Regions from separate parts of the Mus musculus genome. Here region 1 is linked to region 2. Evidence: chromatin loops called from intact Hi-C (ENCODE). Cell type or tissue: heart. All regions are shown on one strand. Each heading gives the region's core, and the rest is flanking DNA. Links, peaks and the distances in the headings are about the cores only.

Evidence for each region. Peaks named below come from ENCODE experiments on the same cell type or tissue, not always from the same donor. Only the 100,000 strongest peaks of a DNase experiment are listed, where the experiment ranks them.
Region 1: a loop joins it to region 2, with 2.2 times the contacts of the local background. A loop is called at or near these places in 6 of 42 quality-filtered maps.

Annotation. Positions count from the first base shown.
Region 1 is chr6:39,259,801-39,269,689 of GRCm38, forward strand. It overlaps Gm34147 (a long non-coding RNA gene), which reads right to left and starts at 5,811. Exons shown (of 4, transcript XR_377568.2): 1 at 5,641-5,811. It overlaps Gm26008 (a long non-coding RNA gene), which reads right to left. Exons shown (of 6, transcript XR_001785221.2): 5 at 6,533-6,709; 6 at 5,850-6,001. It also overlaps the pseudogene LOC115490450. In heart, for the core only: no CTCF peak of the experiment used is centred there; DNase peaks (open chromatin) are centred at 2,331, 4,041 and 5,111.
Region 2 is chr6:39,339,353-39,349,241 of GRCm38, forward strand. Slc37a3 (solute carrier family 37 (glycerol-3-phosphate transporter), member 3) reads right to left here. Exons shown (of 15, transcript NM_028123.3): 10 at 7,937-8,078; 11 at 6,543-6,644; 12 at 5,943-5,990; 13 at 4,901-5,052. Among named protein-coding and RNA genes, the nearest start is that of Slc37a3, 33 kb to the right of the region's middle. In heart, for the core only: CTCF peaks have their summits at 4,869 and 9,236; DNase peaks (open chromatin) are centred at 4,879 and 8,929; H3K27ac peaks cover 482 bases.

The DNA.
Region 1 (9,889 bases), core at 953-8,952, 80 kb before region 2:
GTTCCACCTGTAGAACTGGAAAGAGGAAAGAAAGAAGAGATGGTTTTGGACAATTTGTATCCCTAACAATGAATGTTGTTGGCTTCACTTTCATTGAACACTGCCATCCCTTGCGATCTAGATCCCATGTTGTCTGGTATAGTAGCCACCAGCCACTGGAGGCTACTGAGCACTTAAAATGTGGCCAGGCTAATTGAAATATGCTGAATTACCCCAATGTTAGACTGTAAAGTCCCAGTAAGCAAAAAATGTGATATCACATCCACAAATTTAATACCAATTACATATTAAAATTATATTTTGGATCTGTTGTTTTAAATGAAATACATTATTAAAATTTTACCTCAGGGCTGGAGAGAGGTCTCAGTGGTTAAGAACACTGACTGCTTTTCTGAAGGTCATGAGTTCAAATCCCAGCAACCACATAGTGGCTCACAACCACCCGTAATGAGATCTGATGCCCTCTTCTGGTGTGTCTGAAGACAGCTACAGTGTACTTATAATAAATAAATAAACAAACAAACAAACAAACAAACAAATAAATAAAACATCTAAAATTAAAAAAAATTTTTTTTTAATTAGCCCCTTTTGCTTCCCTTGTTTTAGCGTTGCCAATAGGACATCTTAACTTCCTCACGCTGCTTCTAGAGGCCTCTTGTTCTGGGTGAAGGAGGGATCTGTATCTGGGGGGTAGGGTTAAAGTTTGTCTGAGTCCTTGAGGTTTGTGCATATCACTGATATATATACATTTTTTTTAATTAAAGATAAAACAAAGGGAGCTGGAGATGACTCTGCAGTTAAGAACACCTGCTGCTCTTGCAGAATTCAGTCCCAGCACCTACGTCAAGCAGTTCATGCCACCTGTGACTCCAGCTCCGAGGGATCTGGCTGGCCTCTGCAGGTGCTCATACACACATGTGCAAGCACACATACTCAGACATACAATAATAAATAAAAATACTTTAGTAAGTAAATAAAGAGCATCTTGATACATTCAAAGGAACGATGAACAAGGGACTGAAAGATAGCCCTGCGACAGCTCACAGCTGGAATACCAGTGTTCTGGAGGCTGAGGCAGGGAGATTGCCATGAGTTCTAGAATAGCCTCTCAACTACAGATTGATAACTTGTCTCAAAAAAACAAAACAAAACAGAGGGCTGGAGAGATGGATCAGTGCTTAAGAGAGCTTGCTGCTCTTCCAGAGGATCTGAGTTCGAGTCCGGGCACCCACTTTATGGCTCGCTACTGCCCATAATTCCAGTTCCTGGGGATTTTAGACCTTTAGGCTCAAACATTCTAGGGTACTGCACACACTCGAGTACACTCACACACACACACTCACACACACACAAATAATAAAAGTAACACACAAATTGATTGCCAGCTTGAAAACCTGAGTTCAGTCCCCGGGATCTGAGTAACAGGAGAAAACCACCTCATTCAAGTCCTCTGACGTCCACACGGATGCTTGGCACAGAGCCCTCCTCCTAATCAGTAAGATATACAGACATAATTCATTTTACACATACGCAAATCCAGGTCCCATATGGAATATGCTTATAGGATAGCTGAGGTAGGTTAAAAACAAGAAGGAGGAGGAGGAGGAGGAGAGGTAGAGGAGGAGGAGGAGGAGAGGTAGAGGAGGAGGAGGAAGAGGTAGAGGAGGCAGAGGAGGAGGAGGAGGAGAGGTAGAGGAGGAGGAGGAGGAGGAGGAGGAGGAGGAGGAGGAGGAGGAGGAGGAGGAGAAGCCTAGACATGCGGCTTAGTTGGCAGAGTGTTTGCCTACCATGCATGAAGCCAGGGGTTCAATCCCCAGTGCCATATAAACAGGGTATGTAACTTACAACTCCAGTGCTCAGGAAGTGTAGTTGGGAGGAACAGCACAACGTCATCGTTAGGTGTGAACATAGCAGTTCAAGGCCACCCTAGGCTCTGTAAGACCCAGAGGCAGAGAGGAAGAGTGGGAGAGGAGGGATGGGGAGTGGGGAGATGCAGTCACGGGTTAAGACTCTTCCATCTGGACAGATACAGGCCAGATACAGAGATGGAGAAACATGTTAGTAACAAGCCAGTGTCCTGGTTCCAGCATCATGTGCTCATTACCGTCCTGAGCTAGAACCACTTAATGACTCTGCTTAAAGCCCCCGTGAGTGATGTCGGGGGAGTAATAAAGGAAAGCGTCTCTGCGGATGGCCAGCTCACAGAACTCATCACCCCAAGCCGAGGTCAGTCTGGCAATACAAAGTCTTGGAGGCTTTGGCTGTCACCAGAACCCTAATGACTCAGTGAGGGATGTGTCCTTTGAGGCTACTGACAGGCACAGGCCTTCTGTTCATGGTGCTTCCTTCAGGGCGCATAGGAAGAGTTACAAGCAGCACAACATGGGCGAGCAGGCTGCCTCTAAGGCTGGAGCGTCTGGAACACTGCCACAGAGCAAGGATTAACCAATCTCACAGATGAAATGCTGACTGTCCCAACGTGATTCTTCTTAGACCAAGTACTGAAGTAAGGGGTTTCTGCCCTGTTCTTTCCCATTTATTTATTTTTTTAAAAAAGATCTATTTATTTATTTTATGTATATGAGTACTCTGTAGTTGTACAGAGGGTTGTGAGCCTTCATGTGGTTGTTGGGAATTGAATTTAGGACCTCTGGTCACTCCAGTTGGCCCAACTCACTCAGTTCCTGCTCGCTCCAACCCCAAGATTTATTTATTATTTTAAATAAGTACTCTGTAGTTGTCTTCAGACACATCAGAAGAGGGTGTCAGATCTCATTACAGGTGGTTGTGAGCCACCATGTGGTTGCTGGGATTTGAACTCAGGACCTCTGGAAGAGCAGTCAGTGCTCTTACCTGCTGAGCCATCTGCCAGCCCATTCTTTCCCATTTAGCTCCCGAGTAAACAACAGAAACACATCAGAATTTTTTTTAACAAGCTACAAATCTAAACTGGGCAGGTTCTGAGACTATTATAACCTGCCTAGGCTATTAATAATCAGATAAATGCTCCATTGCTTGCCAACTGAGTCTGGCTGTATTTCATGGATGTCCTCAATGTGAGCATCTCTTGGCCATGTGCTCATGGTCCATCCTGCCTCATAGGATGCTGCTTCTTCCCCTACCTTTTTCTTCTTCACAGGGGCCCTGTCTAGTTTCCAGACCTGGGGAGTGGGGTGCATATTTTACATATCAAAGTAGACCTGACCTCCAGGTTCTCCCAACCTGGCATACCCTGAACTTTCCAGCCCAGAGACTGGGCTGCCCTTCCCCCCAGAGGCTCTTATATAATCCAGACATTTTGGTCTCTCCCTTCCCCCTCTCCTCTCTCTCCCTTCCCATGAAAACTTCCTTGGCCTCTTTCCTTGGGGCCAGTGAACTTGCCTGCCAAAGAGCTGCTTTCCCAATAAATCTGCATTTAATATAATCTAATCTGATTTGAATCGGCTCATTTCACTGGTGGAAAAATAATATATCAGCCCCTACCCGAAACCCCCCTATTCGATTTCAAGTTTCGTCTTCCTCTCTCTTCTGCCCAGGCACAGGCTTTAGCCTTTTATTAATGAATCAGAGATCACCAGGGAGCATCCTTTACAGCACATTGGTCAATACAATGCCCATGTCCAGACTGCAACCTGATCTCAGGGCACAGAACTCAGCATCTGAGTACACAGCGCACGAGACCGCCCAGACAACCAGCTACAATGCATCGCTGGGAATTTCAAACACTGAGCTTATGGAAATCTGACAGGTGTGTTTATCCACTGGGATCTCAAGGGTTGCCACTGTAATAGCTAGCATTATTGATCTTGACTATGCATTATGTGCTTATTCATCCAATACTTAAAACAACCCTCAAAGCTTGACGCTCTCCCGTTTGATAGACGAGAAAACCCAAGGCACAGAGAAGTGCCTCTTTTAGGTCCCACAAGTGATCCAACACTCAAAACACACATCCACCGACTCTAGAATGTAATCTGCTACTTCTCCCTTGGACTAGTGAAGTCACCCCTGCAACGCTGCCAGGGAACACTTCATTCTCCGCCTCACCCTGTGGGCCACGTGTGGCTATAATAGAATGCAGTTCTGCTGTGGTGATAGATGGTCTTTGAGAAGCCATAAGGATTGCCACTGGGCGGGTAGAATATATCTAGCTAAATCTAGAGGTCAGACTTCTGACCTCTGCCCTACCCAGCACCCAGTGCTAGCTTATGGATAGGCTGCTGTTACCATCTCTTTCCACTTCTGTAGGAAGGAACTGCCAGGCATGGGCTGTAGCAAAGCAAAGGACTAGCCAGACAGACACATGTTTGCAAAGGCTGGCTGGGGTGCCTCTGTGTCTGGGGGTCTGTCCCCAGAGAAGCAGGCTTCACTGCCCTGTACTACTCTAGATCCTAGGAATGCTAGCGAAGAAAACTACATCTAAGGCTCTAAGACAGAAAGTGATATCAGGTGTGGGGAAAGATGAGCTCTAAGTGATGAGCTGACAAACCAGAATCCAACGAGTGCTGAGCATCCTGGCAGAGCAAGGAGCCTGCGCCATGGAGTTGAACCTTCATCCTGATATCACTGCCTATGGGGCGCAATAGACAGGACCCTGAACCTCAGGCTCCCAGGGGTTCTTATAAGCTTTGCTAGCTTACACAGAGGTACTGGCAGCCAAGCTGTGTCTGCTTAGAAGAAGGACCCCAATTCACACAGGTTCCGATATGCCCAGGGGGCCCCTGAGACTTACCCCCGACCCCCACTCTATTTTATTACCATCTTTTCCGCTTTTCTGCCATTGACGGTACAGGTAAGATTCAGGGGACCCAGAAATACCAGGATTCAACTGTGGCTCTTCCACCCTGTCCTCACGTAGAGGGACAAGCAAATGGCTCAAAGCCTAAAGTGACATTTCAGGCTGAATTCTGCGCTAGACAAATAACTGAGGCTGGGAATTCCAGGAACCAGAGCCTCACCCCCTCACACACACACACACACACAGCTGTACAGGACTCCAGTAAGGAGGAAAAGGGAGGGCAATTAGGCCAGAACTGGGTTCAGTTTCCTGTCCCCAGAGCTGGAAAAGAGCCAGAAGAGCTAAGTCCAACCACCCCAGGGGCAGGAAGTGGGAGACCAGGCCACACCGAAGCCCCAGATCAAGCCTTTAACAGCTGTTCCTGGGACAGAAGCCAATCCAGGTTGGGGTGTGGTGAGCCTCCTACCCTTCCAGAACAAGATTTCATTTAATCCCCGTTCTTGCCTCGCTTACAGAGGAGGAAACGGAAACACATGCTAAATAAGGATCAGAACCAGGTCAAGGTCACTCAGCTGCTGGAGAGCAGAGCTGGCTTGAATCTTGGTAGACCCTAGGACCTCTGCACAGGTTCCCCTTGGGAATTGATGGTAGCTCACAGACAGGCCCTCTCCAGGAACTGCCCTGCCTGAAAGGAGGTGCCAAGGACAAGGTTGGTCTCCTCCTGGGGCCAAATCATTTGTGTGGCCATGAAACTGAGAAACAAGGGAGCAAAGACCTCAAGACCACCCACACTGACTTCAGCACTCCTGTGGGATGGAGAAGGCCTTGTGGTTTTTATTTGGGGGGGGGGGGGGTCTTTCTTTATACTGTCTCATACTATACCACGCAGGCATCAAACTCACATTAATCCTCCTGCATCAGCCTTCAGAGAATTGGGAATCCAGGCTTGAGCCCCCATGCTGCCAAGGCCTAAGTTTTTGTCCAAATAAAAATTTCCGTTTTCTTCTTCTTCTTTTCTTCTTCTTTTCTTCTTCTTTCTTCTTCTTCCTTCTTCTTCTTCTTCTTCTTCTTCTTCTTCTTCTTCTTCTTCTTCTTCTTCTTCTTTCTCCTCTCCTTCTCCTCCTTCTCCTCCTCCTCCTCCTCCTCCTCCTCCTTCTTCTTCTGTAAAATTCTGGCTAGTGTGAGCTAGGCCTTTAATCCCAGCAGGGGAAGATACATCTCTGTGTGTTCCAGGCTAGCCAAGACTCCATAGTGAAAGCCTGCCTATAAATAAATAAAATTAAGTAATTAACTTTAAAAATATATGTACAAATAAAATACTTCAAAAATGTGCGTGTCATCCTTGCACAGGGGCTGTGCTAATCCTCTCTATCATTTTAGTATATGTGTTGCCAAATTGAGCACCACAACTGTATTTCCTTGCAACCTCTCCCTAGGCCTCATCCTGCTTCCCTGCCTTAGCCTCCTTCTTAGCGTTTACCAACCCAGCCCTTTCCACATTCAGCTTTCTGCACCCAAATCTCTCTCCCCTGCTTGGCTTTGTGGGCATCCTTCCTAGGAGGTTCCACAAGCTCATCTTTGTATAGCCCTGCCTGCACTTCACATTAGCTAGGATAGAACAGTCAAGACTCCAAAATGGGTTAAGAAGGCCTCTAGGATTAGCATCAGTCAGCAGTCCTGCTATTCCTAAGCTAGTGAGTGGGACAGAGGGAGAGAGGGGGAGAGAGGGAGGAAGGGAGGGAGGGACAGAGACAGAGACAGAGACAGAGACAGAAACAGAGAGAGCATGCACACCTCTGCTCCAAACATCATTTAGGGACGTAGGGGTCAACCAGTTCAGGAGAAATGAGCACAGAGATACAGCAGTCCTTGCTAAAGACACCAGGAAGGTAAGTGTAGGACCTGGCTTTGCACTTCCTGTGTCTTGACTTCCTGTGGCTGGAGACTACTTGCAGCATGTGGAGTTGATGCCTAGGTTTTGAGACAGGAAAGACAAGAAAAATTAATTCCTCACTCGATAGTACGGCTGAAGCTTCTAACTAGTTGAGAATCAAGAGTTCCAGCTATCAAGTTTGGTGGCACATCCCAGCACCCTGGAGGCAGAAGCAGGTGGTTGTCTGTGGGTTCAAGGCTAGCCTGGTCTACAAAGAGAGTTCTAGGACAGACAAGTCTACACAGAAAAATCCTGTCTCAAACAAAACAAAACAAAACAAAAACAAAAACAAAAACAAAAAAACAAAACAAAACAAAAAACCTTCCTGGTTATCAACATTTGTTATATTGTTACCACCAGAGGAAGTATTTCTTTTATATAGAAATACTTTCAGATATGAATGTTAAAATAACAACAAACCTGGCTTAAGGCCTGCATCTGTATGACCTCAGGTAGGACCTTACTCCTCTCCTAGATTTTTTCCCAGAATTCCACATACAAAACATTGTATTATATTATATTATATTACATTATATTACATTACATTATATTATGCTGGCAAAAGGGCTCAGTGGGTAAAGGTGCCAACCCAAGTTCTATCACCTGGACTGACATGGTAGAAATATAGAATTAACTCCTTTAATTGACCTCTGACCTCCTCATGCATGTGCAGATATAGATAGATAGATAGATAGATAGACACACACACACATATATACACAGCCAATTTAAAAACATTATTAACTAATTCACAGTGAGGCATCCTATTGCTTCCCTGTGTCAAGTACAATCCTGTCTGGCATACCTTTGTCCATCCTGAGATTTCATTTACATTTCTTAGCAAACTTTGTAAATAACAACTTTCGAAACAACCAGAATCCTACATGTAAGTATTGTTAAGCCAGCTGGACTCGACCCTTTGTCCTAAGCACCTCTCTATTAACCTCTGCTCTTAAGTATGTTTAAATAATGTTTTATAAAGAGTCTGGGGAAATGGCTCACATACTCCACCTGCAGCCAGGAGTCCAACATCCCCCGTGTCAAGCAACTCCCAACTGCCTGGAACTCCACCTCCAGAGTCTATCTGCTGCCACTACCTCCAGAACTAGTTCCAGGACAGCCAGGGCTCAGAAAAACATATCTATATCTTATCTATCTCTATCTATTTACCTATCTATCTATCTATCTATCTATCTGTGCTATTTAATAAACTCTGTAAGGAATGGCAGCAAGCACCTTTATTCCTAGCATGCAGGAAGCAGAAACAGGTCATTTCTGTGAGTCCCAGACCAGCCAGGGACACACAGTGAGACCCTGTCTCAACAGCTAAACAAACTAAATCCGAGCTGTGATGCTGCGGCTATAGCTCAGGTGGTAGAGTGCTAACCTAGAAAGTGCAACGTCCTGGGTCTGAACTCTACACCCCATAAAAGCAGGCATGATGGTATATGCTTGTCATCCTAGCACTTGAGAGGGAGAGCCAGGAGGATCAGAAAGTCAAGGTTAAACTCTGATACATAGCAAGGTTGAGGACAGCCTGGGCTACATGACGCCAGGTTTCAAATGAAATAAACTCTATCTCTGCTTCATGCTGGCCTTGTCCAAAATTCTTTCCTGCTGTGATGATTATAATTGGGTTTGAGGTCCCTGTAAGGGAGGGGAGCTCTATAAAGGGGAGAAAATGGCTGCCACAGTTGATAGCTAAAGTGAAGCTAAATCTTCAATCCCATACCACCACTGACAGGAATGGAGTAAACACAAGCAGGAAGCCAGTGTGGGGTCAGGAATGACTATCATCACCATCATCATCATCATTTTGTTTTTTGAGACAGGGTCTCACTTTGTAGACCAGGCTGCCCTCAAATTCACAGAGATCTACCCGCCTCTGCTTCCTGAGTGCTGGGTGTGCGACACTGCACCCAGCTTTCCTTTTTGCTTTGGGACAGTCTTTTGTATCCCCACACTCACTGGACAGCTGTGGATGGCATTGAATGCCTGTTCATTATGCTACCACACTTGAAGATAAACATTTTAAAATGGAAGCACTATCCCTGTACGGATGACAGTACTTAAACCCAAAGCCCCCACAGGTGTAAGGTCTCCTTGCTGAGCCTGCAGGCTTAGCTCCTTCTGGCTCTGTGCTCCATGCAGCTTCAAGGATCCCAACCTCCACTGTCTGGCTGTTTGTTTTCCTTAGGCATAATAACTGGTGAGTTCTTTTCTGTATCCATTTTTAATTATCTCGTCTATGAAACTGAGAACCTGCAAAGGGAACCCAGTGTTTCCTGGTGACACAGCAGACTTGGTCCATAGTTGTTTCCACACACTTTAAACATGTGGTGTTCACTGGCTCAAAGGAGGGTGGCTACAAATGACCTCAATCCACATAAGGAGGAAGGGAAGAGAGGGCCACTGGCCTATCCCTGGAAGAGGAATCAGGTGACCGTGGAGAGGTAAGGACTAAGAAGCCCAGCTAGCTTCAGGCTCCAGGGAGTCCAGGCCCAGGTTGGAAACACTTATCAGCTGCCATCCCTGTCCCTACCCCGCCCCCCCCCCACCTCCTCTGTGCCCCCATGATCCCCTAGGCCAGGACCTGGGCTGCAGAGACATCTGCTTCTATTTGTTTTTCCTTTTCCCTTTCCCTTGATGTCACCCACCTCACCCCACCCTGTGACTCCCGGGAGAGAGCTCACCTCACCTCGGGAGGGACTCGTTTAGTCACTTCTTTCTAAGCCAGGGAGAGAGAAGGAAGGGGGAGGGGAGGAAAGACCAGAGACTTGTGGTACTGGCATTAAGACTAAACACAGCCTGAAGCTGACACCCTGAGGTCAAAGTGGAGAAAGAAAAAAAAAAAAAAAAGACGGGTGAAAGGCTGTGCTAAGAAAAGCTAAGAAAAGCACCAGGGAACAGACTGTGGGGTGAACCTGAGCTGAGGAGAAACTCGATGACTCTTACCTTTGGGTCACACCTAGGCTAATAACCACGACTGGAAATTCCTGTTGGGAAGAGGCAGCTTTTTCTTATTGAGATAATAAGCCCTCGGTGTTGAACCTGGAACACTTTCAGACCAGTGGAGGCTCCCGCAAACTCATGGGGAACCTTTGTGTAAATCAGAAAGGGGAGGTCTTTTCTCCAGGCGGTCACGACCTCCAGCTTGGCCCGGTGTCTCTGCTTTCCCAGCTGACTACCTGGGCAAAGGTACATCTGACACTCGCCCT
Region 2 (9,889 bases), core at 1,344-9,343:
GCCCAGGCTGGCCTTGAACTCACAATCAGTGAGTGAGCACACAAGCTGTGTGCTCTGAGGTCTGCTTTCTGTATCTTCTGCCCTCCTGCTCACTCTTCATCCTAGAGCTGATGCTTTCAGAACAAGCTGTGTCCTCCTGATGCTCACTTTTCTTTCCTTTTTAAGTCTTTCTGAGGTACAGTCTTACTACCTAGGCCTGATCAGCCTGAAAGTTGATATATAAACGGTGGTGGCCTCAAATGCCCTGCTCACTCTCAACCACACTATCTGTTCACAGGGTTACTATGTTACCAACATTCCACAACCTAACTCTTTCCCTTTACTTTCAGTTACAGAAAAGAAGCTAAGAGCACTTGGCCCAGCTTTATCTCCTCTTTTTTACAGGACTCTCCAACGTAAAGTTGGTCACTTTATGCTTTTTTTTTTAATGCACGCATGTGTGCTCACGTGCATGCACATGCACAGATGTAGGAGAGGGTGCCCAAGTGCTAAAGCTGGAAGAGGGCATTAGGAGTCCTCCTCCACCTTGCTGCCTATTCCTGAGGTCCCCTTTGAGGACATAGGACCCATGTTTTCTCAGCTAGGCTGGAACCCACCAGGTCCCAGCAATCCTCTTGTCTATGCCTGCCTCAGAGCTGGGGTTACATTAAGTCTGAGACTCGAGGATCCTAATTCAGTCCTCTTGATTGCCCAGCGAGTGCTCTGCCACCCTTTTAACCCTTTTTAACCTCACAGGCCAGCAACCCCAATTACATTCACAATGATACATACCCACAAAAGCTGTTTATTTCCCAAACCTTTTTACCCATAACACAAGCCCTGTAAATCACAGTACCCACAAGCCTACCCAAAGGCAAGTTCTATCTTGTTGTTTTCTTTTCCCCAAAGTCAGGGTCTCACTCTGTAGCTTAGGCTGGTCTTGAACTCATTATGTAGTCTAGGACAGCCTTGAATTTGTAGCAATCCTCCTGCTCTAGTCTTCCAAATGCTGAGATTACACCTGACTTACCAACTTCTAATTTACTTTCTGAAGCTGTAAATTTGCCTATTGTAGATACTTCATGTAAATATTTTTTGGTTTTTTTTCTGGCTGGCTTACTAATCTTTCATGTAGAAAAATCTTCAAGATTCAACCACACAGTGAGCATGCATTAGCATCTCACTCCTTTTCATGGCTGAATAGGATTCCACTGAACACATATATCACGGTATTTTTTGTTTGTTTGTTTCTATTTTTCTTTTATTTAATTGGGTATTTATTTCATTTACATTTCCAATGCTATCCCAAAAGTCCCCCACATGCTCCCCCACCCACTCCCCTACCCACCCACTCCCACTTCTTGGCCCTGGTGTTCCCCTCTACTGAGGCATATTAAGTTTGCATGACCAATGGGCCTCTCTTTCCAGTGATGGCCGACTAGGCCATCTTCTGATACATATGCAGCTAGAGTCAAGAGTTCCGGGGTACTGGTTAGTTCATATTGTTGTTTCACCTATAGGGTTGCAGATCCATTTAGCTCCTTGGGTACTTTCTCTAGATCCTCCATTGGGGGCCCTGTGATCCATCCAATAGCTGACTATGAGCATCCACTTCTGTGTTTGCTAGGCCCCTGCCTAGTCTCACAAGAGACAGCTATATTTGGGTCCTTTCAGCAAAATCTTGCTAGTGTATGCAATGGTGTCAGCGTTTGGAAGCTGATTATGGGATGGATCCCCGGATATGGCAGTCTCTAGATGGTCCATCTTTTTGTCTCAGCTCCAAACTTTGTGTCTGTAACTCCTTCCATGGGTGTTTTGTTTCCAATTCTAAGAAGTGACAAAGTGTCCACACTTTGGTCTTCATTCTTCTTGAGTTTCATGCGTTTAGCAATATCACGGTATTTTTAATCCATTTTTCTGTTGAGTACCTGTTTCTCCTTTTTATCTACTATGAGTAATACTGTAATAAGCACCAGCATACAAATGCTAGTCCTTGTTTTCAGTCGGGGAGAAGGGGAAGTAAACTAGGTCACATAATAATTGCACAGTTAATTTTGGGGGGGGAAATACCCATATTTTCTGCACCATTTTGTTTATGTTCACATCACCATGCACAGCTCTGATTTTGCCTAAACACACAGATGTGAGGCACATGAGTGCCTGGTCCCATGGAGGTCAGAAAAGGGCACTGAGTATCTCTCCAAGCCCTATGTTCTGCTTTTTATTAAGTTGATCCTCACTAGGAATGAAGTCAGATATCAGTGTGGCTATTCTCTACTAAGGCCACTGAGAATCTTTACATGCATTTATATTAGCCATTTATATCTATTTTCTAATCAAAATTTGACCTATGTTTTCTTCTAAGAATTTCATAATTTTAGCTCTTCAAGTTAGATCTTTAATCCACTTGGAGGTCATTGATGTATGAAATAAGGATTTAATTACTTCTTTTTCATGGGGATATCTAGTCCCTCCATTCCACTGCTGAAGAGATGACTTTCCCCTGCTAAACAGTCTTGACATTGGTCCTGAAAACCACCTGAACACAGATGAGATAAGCCACATCCTTTGACCACACCATTACTGAAATGTGTGCTGGGGAAAAATGAAAGCAAAAACACTTAGTGACCTGGCCTAGGTCCTATCAGATAAACAGAGTTCAAGTCCATCTGGGTGCAGCAGTGCGCCTGGGATGGCAGCACCAGTGAGAACAGGCAGGAAGATCAAGGTCAGCCTGGATGAACAGCAGAGCAAGCTCCCTACCCACAAAACTCTCACCACCCATCACAGCTTCGGGAACATAGTAGCCTTCTAAACAGTAACTGTAACTCTACCTTTAAAAAATATTTATCATTCAAACAACCACACGGATACTTTTTGTTTGTTTTTCAAGACAGGGTTCCTCTGTGTAGCCTAGCTGTCCTGGAACTGTCCTGGAACTCAAGGGATCAGCCCCAGTGGTGGGATTAAAGGCCTAAGCCACCACCACCTAACACTGTTTTCTTACTCACTATGTGTATACCTGGGTGTTCACGCGCGCGCGCGCGCACACACACACACACACACACACACACACTGTATATGAGAAGGTCAAAGGACAACCTTCAGAATTCAGTTTTCTCATTCTACAATGTGATGGCAAATACCTTTTCCCACTGAGCTATCTCACCAGTCCTTTAAAAACATCCTGTCAACGTACAGTTTGGATAACATAAAGACACATCCACTACAAGGGCAGAGCACAATAGTTTTTAGTGGATCTGAATTGATGCAGCCCATCATTAATGCCATTTAGCAATGTTATGGCCAGCTCCATAAGCAGCCAGCCCACTGGCAGTCACTCCTGAGGCACCACAGATCCAGTCTTTTCTTTTCTTATAAATTTACCAATTTTAGACATTTCCTATGAATGAAGAAGGCACACTGTGTCTCCCATGACTGGCTTCTTTCAATAGCATATTTCTGAGGTTCCTCTATGCTGTGGTATCTTCCAAGCCTTTGTCACCTTCTAACTGATAAATAATCCTCCACTGTATGGATCGGCCACATCCTGCTTATGCATTCAGCAGCTGCTGGATGGACACTTGTGCTATTTCTACAGTAAGTGGGTAAATGTTTAAGTTTCAGTGTAGACATTTGACGCTTGGACTCGTTTCTCCTTAGTAGATAATGCAATCTCATCCAGGAATATGTGTCCAAACGCACTAATAGTCCTGCCAAGCTGGCCCAGGGGACAAGGACACTTGCCACCAGGCTTACAGTTGGGGTCTGAACACTGACATGTGTAGCCAGCGTGGTAACACAGGCCTATAATCCCAGCACGTGCAAGGTGGATCAGGAACTCAAGGGCATCCTGGACTACAGGAGAAACTGTTCTCAAGTGTACTAGTTAAATGTATTTAAAACACTCAGTATAATGGGTCTGGAAAGATGGCCGAGGGTAACGACCCTTGTCATCAAGCCTGATGTCTCAAGTTCAAGCCCCAGGACCCACACAGTGGAAAGAAAACAGATTCTGACAGGTTGTCCTGACTTCCACACATTTGCCACGTGGCATGCACACACACATAGACACATAAATGCATAAAGCAAGACGACTGTTCACCTCCCCTCAGACATGAAGCCTTCTGAATGGGTGACAGTAGCCCTGCTTGATTTCCACCCCAGAGCATGCAGAGCAAATCCTCCTACCCTTGTTAAATTTTGTATACCTATACCTACACACACACACACACACACACACACACACACACACACACACTTGTTCTTTAATTATACAGTCAAATATCCTAAGCATGTCAACCATTTATTGTACAGTGCTTTGGAACCAGAACGTCTCCCATGTGCCAGGATCGATGAGGGAGGGCTACAAGGTGGGGGTGGGGGGCAGTGTGGGGGGTGGCACAGACAACCGGGCCACGATGCTGCCTTCATAGAGCCTGCATTTCTGTAATGAGCAGACACTGATAAACACCCACTACATGGCTGGAGAACACCTGGGTGCGCTGCTGCCCCTCACTAAGCACAGGCACAGCAGTGATTCACCCCAGTCATCAAGCAAACCAGTAAACTTAAGACATCCTGACTGCTTCAGTAAGGCAGGTCTAACCTAGAGGCTCTCCAGCATCTGCGTGGGAATATACAGGCCCACAGGTTCCAAGTCAGCGTCTATAGACCTCCAGCAGCCTGCATCCAGGATGAGTTTGCTACAGGACACCTACAGACAACCTCTGGGACCAGTCATAAATGTCTGGACATGGAGAAAACAGACTGTACTCAGAGTTAGCTACACAATCTTTGGCCATTCGGGATGCCTTCCATCTCAGGTCCCACCTCTCAGAGGCTGAAAACCTAGGGCGTCCTGTCCACAGCACAAGAGCGCCACCTGCCGTGGGAGTCAGCAAGCACATGCTCTTCTCACCTGGCCCACAGCAGCACCAATACTCCCTGTTCCATCGACGATCCCCGTGACAGTCGCCAGAGCCTCGCTGTTCCCTTGGATCAGCTCTTGGCGACCCAAGTCTGCAGAAATAGCAGAGCTAACCATATTGGATGGTCCGCCGATAAAAAACCCTGAAGCCATAAAGAGAACAGGTTCATGTTAAAATATGATCCACATTTCTAGCCATTGACCAGATAGATAAAATATTCCAATGTCTTAACCAACGTGTTGGTGAGAAACAGAAACTAAAGGAAGTGCTTCTAGATAGTACTTTCAGACTAACTGTATCTGCTCTTCTGAAATCCATTCTCCAGTGATATGACACTCTAGTGTCTATGTCCCAGTGGAACAGTCGGCCATTTCAATGCAGTAGGCATGGACTCATCAACAAACAGTAGCAGCTTGTCAGGGTCCATTACAACACAATTATGTCCCCCAAACACCAATCCACCCGAGTCAACCAACACGCTGGAAAGAGAGGGATGAGACAGTGCTGTTTCAAAGGGATTAAACAGGATTGTCCCCTTTGAAACCACAGCTCTTGTTCTTGTAAGGCACAGCCCTCTGGTGGATGTGGCCTGGCTCTGGTAAACTCAGTCATGTTACTGGAATCATAGCCACACATCTTGCTGAATTAAAAAATTACACACACACACACACACACACACACATATATATAAACATATTTCCCAGTTTTGGCATGAGAGAAAAAAAATCTAGCTATTCTGCACTTCCACAAGCTAGTGGATGGGATTCCAATGTGAGGCCTTACTAAGTCACCTTCTGAAGTCAAAGCCAGACATGGAACAACAAACCAAATTTTTGGGTTTGTCCACAGGGACAGCTTCTGTCTCAGAAGGTTGAAGAAGTTACCCATGGGCAGAGAGAAGTTGGCAAAGACATTTATCTTCCTATCACTTGAGGTCTACATAACAAAGGTTTAGTGTCAGTCCACCTGTGGGAGACAGCTTTCTCTGAGCTCCCAGAGGGACAGCGCAGTGGACAGAAGGGTCGACCATACCTGTAATGGTCATCAGAAGCGCATTGATGGACTTATTGTTTGGAGAGCCTGTGAGAGAAGAGACACACCACAGTGACTTGAAAAGCAGTTGCATGTGCCTCCATCAACAGTGCACAGCAAGCGACTGCATCCCCATCCCTAACCCGCCACAGCACAATCCCTCCAGAGACAACAAAGACAGACGGGGCCCTTCCAGCTTTTGTCCTGTCTCTGGCTACTGCTCAAGCTAATGAGATGTCTAAAAGCCAGAGAACAACTCTACGGCTTTAGAACACACACACATACCCCAAGACCTACTAATTACCATCCTCCCGCTTTAGAAACCTTGCCTCCTTTTATGGTTTTATTGGCTCTAATGCTGTCCCTCTGGAGCCGCCCCTCAAACAAAGCAATACACTCCCAAGCAAGCTTTTAAACAGGTCCACAAAGCAAGGGAGATGACGAGATGACGGTTTCCTCCCCACACAAATAAAACCATGTGATGACAGTTCCCAGGCACTCAGAGCTAATCACAGATCTCTCCATGGCTGGCCACCGACTCTGGGCAAGTGCCTACCTTCAAGAGATCAGGAATCAAGGCAATTACAAAGGAATACTCACGGCTATACCCAACAAGGGACCCGACGGCCAGGAAGAGGCTGAGGGCCAGCACAGGTGCTCTCTTCTGCAGTACGTCAGAGATGAAGCCTAGCAGAGTCCCACCTTCAAGCACAAAGCACACGGTCAGTGGAAAGCAGCTGTGGCTGGGCTCAGCTGTCTGAGACAAGCCCCTCGGGGGACAGATACAGCTGGTTCTCCCAAGTGTCCCCACCACAGTGGCTGCCTATGGACAGGACACCACAAAGTAAGAAAAAAGAAAACTACCAAAACCATCAATATCATACTTACCACTTTCCCTATCAAATAAAAAACAAACTGATTCCCCTGGATTTCCTCATTTGAACTTAAAGCATGAAGAACTGAATCAAGTGAGCCTGCACTTGCCGTCCCCCTGAAGTCTGGAACAGAAAGATCACAAGCTTGAAAGCAGCCCGGATGCCTAGTGTGATCTAGTAAGGCTCAACCTCGACAGCTAGTTTAAGGAAGAGCCCTTGAGCTGCCGCTCCAAACCCACTTCTTTCGCTCTGCACCAAGATGCCTTTAACTGTGGAAGATACAGAAGTATGATCAGGTCCCAGGGCGTCTACATTACCTTTGGCTCTAGACCTAAGACTACCAATAGCCAAGTTCAAATATAATATCAGCGTGACACCTAAGAGCCTTCTGTGCTATTCCTGTGTTCAGGGTAGCTTGGCTTAATGTGTAAATACCACAGACAGAGATGTTAAGGTGAGGCCACAGTGTATAATCTGTTGGTCTTGCCTAAGGGTTTATTATTTCCTCATTTGTATTTCTGGCTACATCGCAAAGCCACTGCTAAAATCTGTTATAGAACTAGGGTTATAGTACATTTCCTAACCCAGGGTTCAATCCCTAGCCTGGAAAATAAAATAAATCTGTTGTATCCAGCAAACACAGACAAGAAAGGAAAGGGAAATCCTTCTGTTTGCCCTTCCTCTGGTACCTGACAATCTACACACTAAGGTGCTATGTTTGCTTCCTTGGCTGGAGATAGCGGGACAGTGGGAGGAAGCCAAAATGAACACATTCCTACTCCATCTTGAATCTCTCACAAAATCAGCTTCAAAGCCAAGCCATCCCTGAAAGCACACAAAGGCGCTGCATTTAAAGAGATTTCCAAGTGTTCCCAGGACAAAAGAGCTGATCCATCACCCGCAGACTAAGAGAAGACAGCCCCTATAAACCACAGCCTGTCAGTCTCAAGCTGGCCCTCTTCCTTTGGACTTTTTGTTCTCACAGAAGCTGCGTGTTTACTGGTAGGACGGGTTGGGAAAGACGGCTGTGGAGCAAGCAATAAAACTTCAAATGAGATTTCCTAACTCTGAAAGATGGCAGGCGACTAACCACGCGGAAGGAGAGGCACACATGCGTACCTATGATACCTCCGACGTCGTACCAAATGGACAGCTTGTCAGCTTCGGCTTCCTTCCACCCGAAGTTGTTACTCAGATAAAAGGGCAGCCAGAAGAAGAAGGAGTAGTTCACTAGCTTCAGGCAGGCGTAGGCCAGTGAGTACTGCAGGAGAAACCACAACTGTCAACAAGCAGCATACAGCACAGCATGGGGTCCTCCCTGACCTTACCCAGAAGCCCTCTTTCTTTACTTCTACTGGTTTCCAAAAAAAGAAAGGAGGAAGGAAGGAAGGAAGGAAGGAAGGAAGGAAGGAAGGAAGGAAGGAAGGAAGGAAGGAAGGAAGGAAGGAATTATGCACAGCTTTTTCTTAACTACCCCCAGTTTCTTCTTCTATCATTTCTCTGGTAAAAGCAAGGCAGTGTTTGAAACCCAGAAAGCAGTACACACTGTACCCACGTTTCTTTATTTAGACAAAAGGTCCCTGGTGTTCATGCTTCCAACCACCATCAGCCACAGGCAAATTGGCCTAGCAAACCTCAGCTCATCTTGCTGGCAGCCAGGCTTTCTTGGTTCTCTCCCCGCAAATTTAATTCTGCAAACTACGGAGAGTTAATGACTCAGTCACAGACAGAAAGACATCTACCTGTGGACCACATCCCACAGAAAAGAGCCTTTCTGGAGGGCCAAAAAGAAAGAGCTATGGTTTCCACTGGCCTCTGGCTCTCTTCTGAAAGAGCTGCCTTAAGTGGGTGATGGCTGAGACTCCTGTACTCAACACATACATTATTACCAGGAAACCCTGACTATTAGCATCAAAGGGAAGGCAGAGGAAGAGGGCGGACTTCAAAGAGTGTCTGGCTAGAACTCCTGCACCCCACCCCCACCCCCACCCCAGTGCCAGTGATTTCCCAGGTGCCACTTGTTTTAAAAGTGCTTCCCTGGCAGGCAGGGTAGCAGACACCCCGTAGAGAGCCAAATCCTGACCACCACAGCTCTCAGCCCAGAAGCCTGCTACAAAGACAAAGGCTTAGCTAGACTTCCTCTCCACCCTGCCAGTGCCAGAGAACAATGGCTTAGGAGTACAAAGGAGCCAGCAAGTAAGTTTCTTGTTTAGCCACAACAAACTGAAGTTCTGTCTCTACCAAAACAACTGCTGGTATAATATTTTTATAACCGAAAGGCACTATGTTCATAAGAACAGGACTACAAGGGCCTAAAGGAACCAGAGTTTCCCTATCTCTATCTCTATTTCCCTATTCCCTAGCTCTAAGAATTAGAGAGTGTTACACTTGACTGACTGCCTGTTCGTAGGGTTAGTTTTTTAGCAGAGAGGCAGAGGGCAGAAGAGAGCTGGGAGGGACAGAGTAGGATGGCTGCAGACTTGCATCATGAAATCAGATGCTTTGTGAACTATACAATGAGCCAGGCAAGATGGGTGCCATCTCCATTCCCTGGCACTGAGACACAAGGATGGGTTGGGAGACTTATCCAAGTCTCACAGAAAGTTACTGGGCAAGCTGCAAACACAACCTAGGCCTCTTAACTTCCACTCCAGTGATAGGACCCCCAAAACATGAAGACAGACAGACTGCAGCAGCAGGAGGGGCTCCGCTCAGACAGAGTTGACCTGGACTGCAAAGGTTGTGGAAATGCTGGGATAAATTACCAAGAAATCCTTGTGTACTCTGTCCTAGGACTGGGCAACTCCCTACTCCCCAGAATGATCAGAATTCACAAATAGGCAGATGATGAACCATTCAAAACCCCTCTTGGTCCAGGTAAATCTGAGAGATCAAAATATTTAAAAACTTGTTAACTGTGCCTTGGCAGTTGCATGATGGATCAGCATCAGCATGTTCACGAGTCACGTCTGGACATGCCCGCCCAACCCCTGTTGTCTGAAGCTTCTATATGTGACAGGGTTTCCATGGCTACCAGGGAAGCTGACAGATGCTACACAACCACCTAGGACT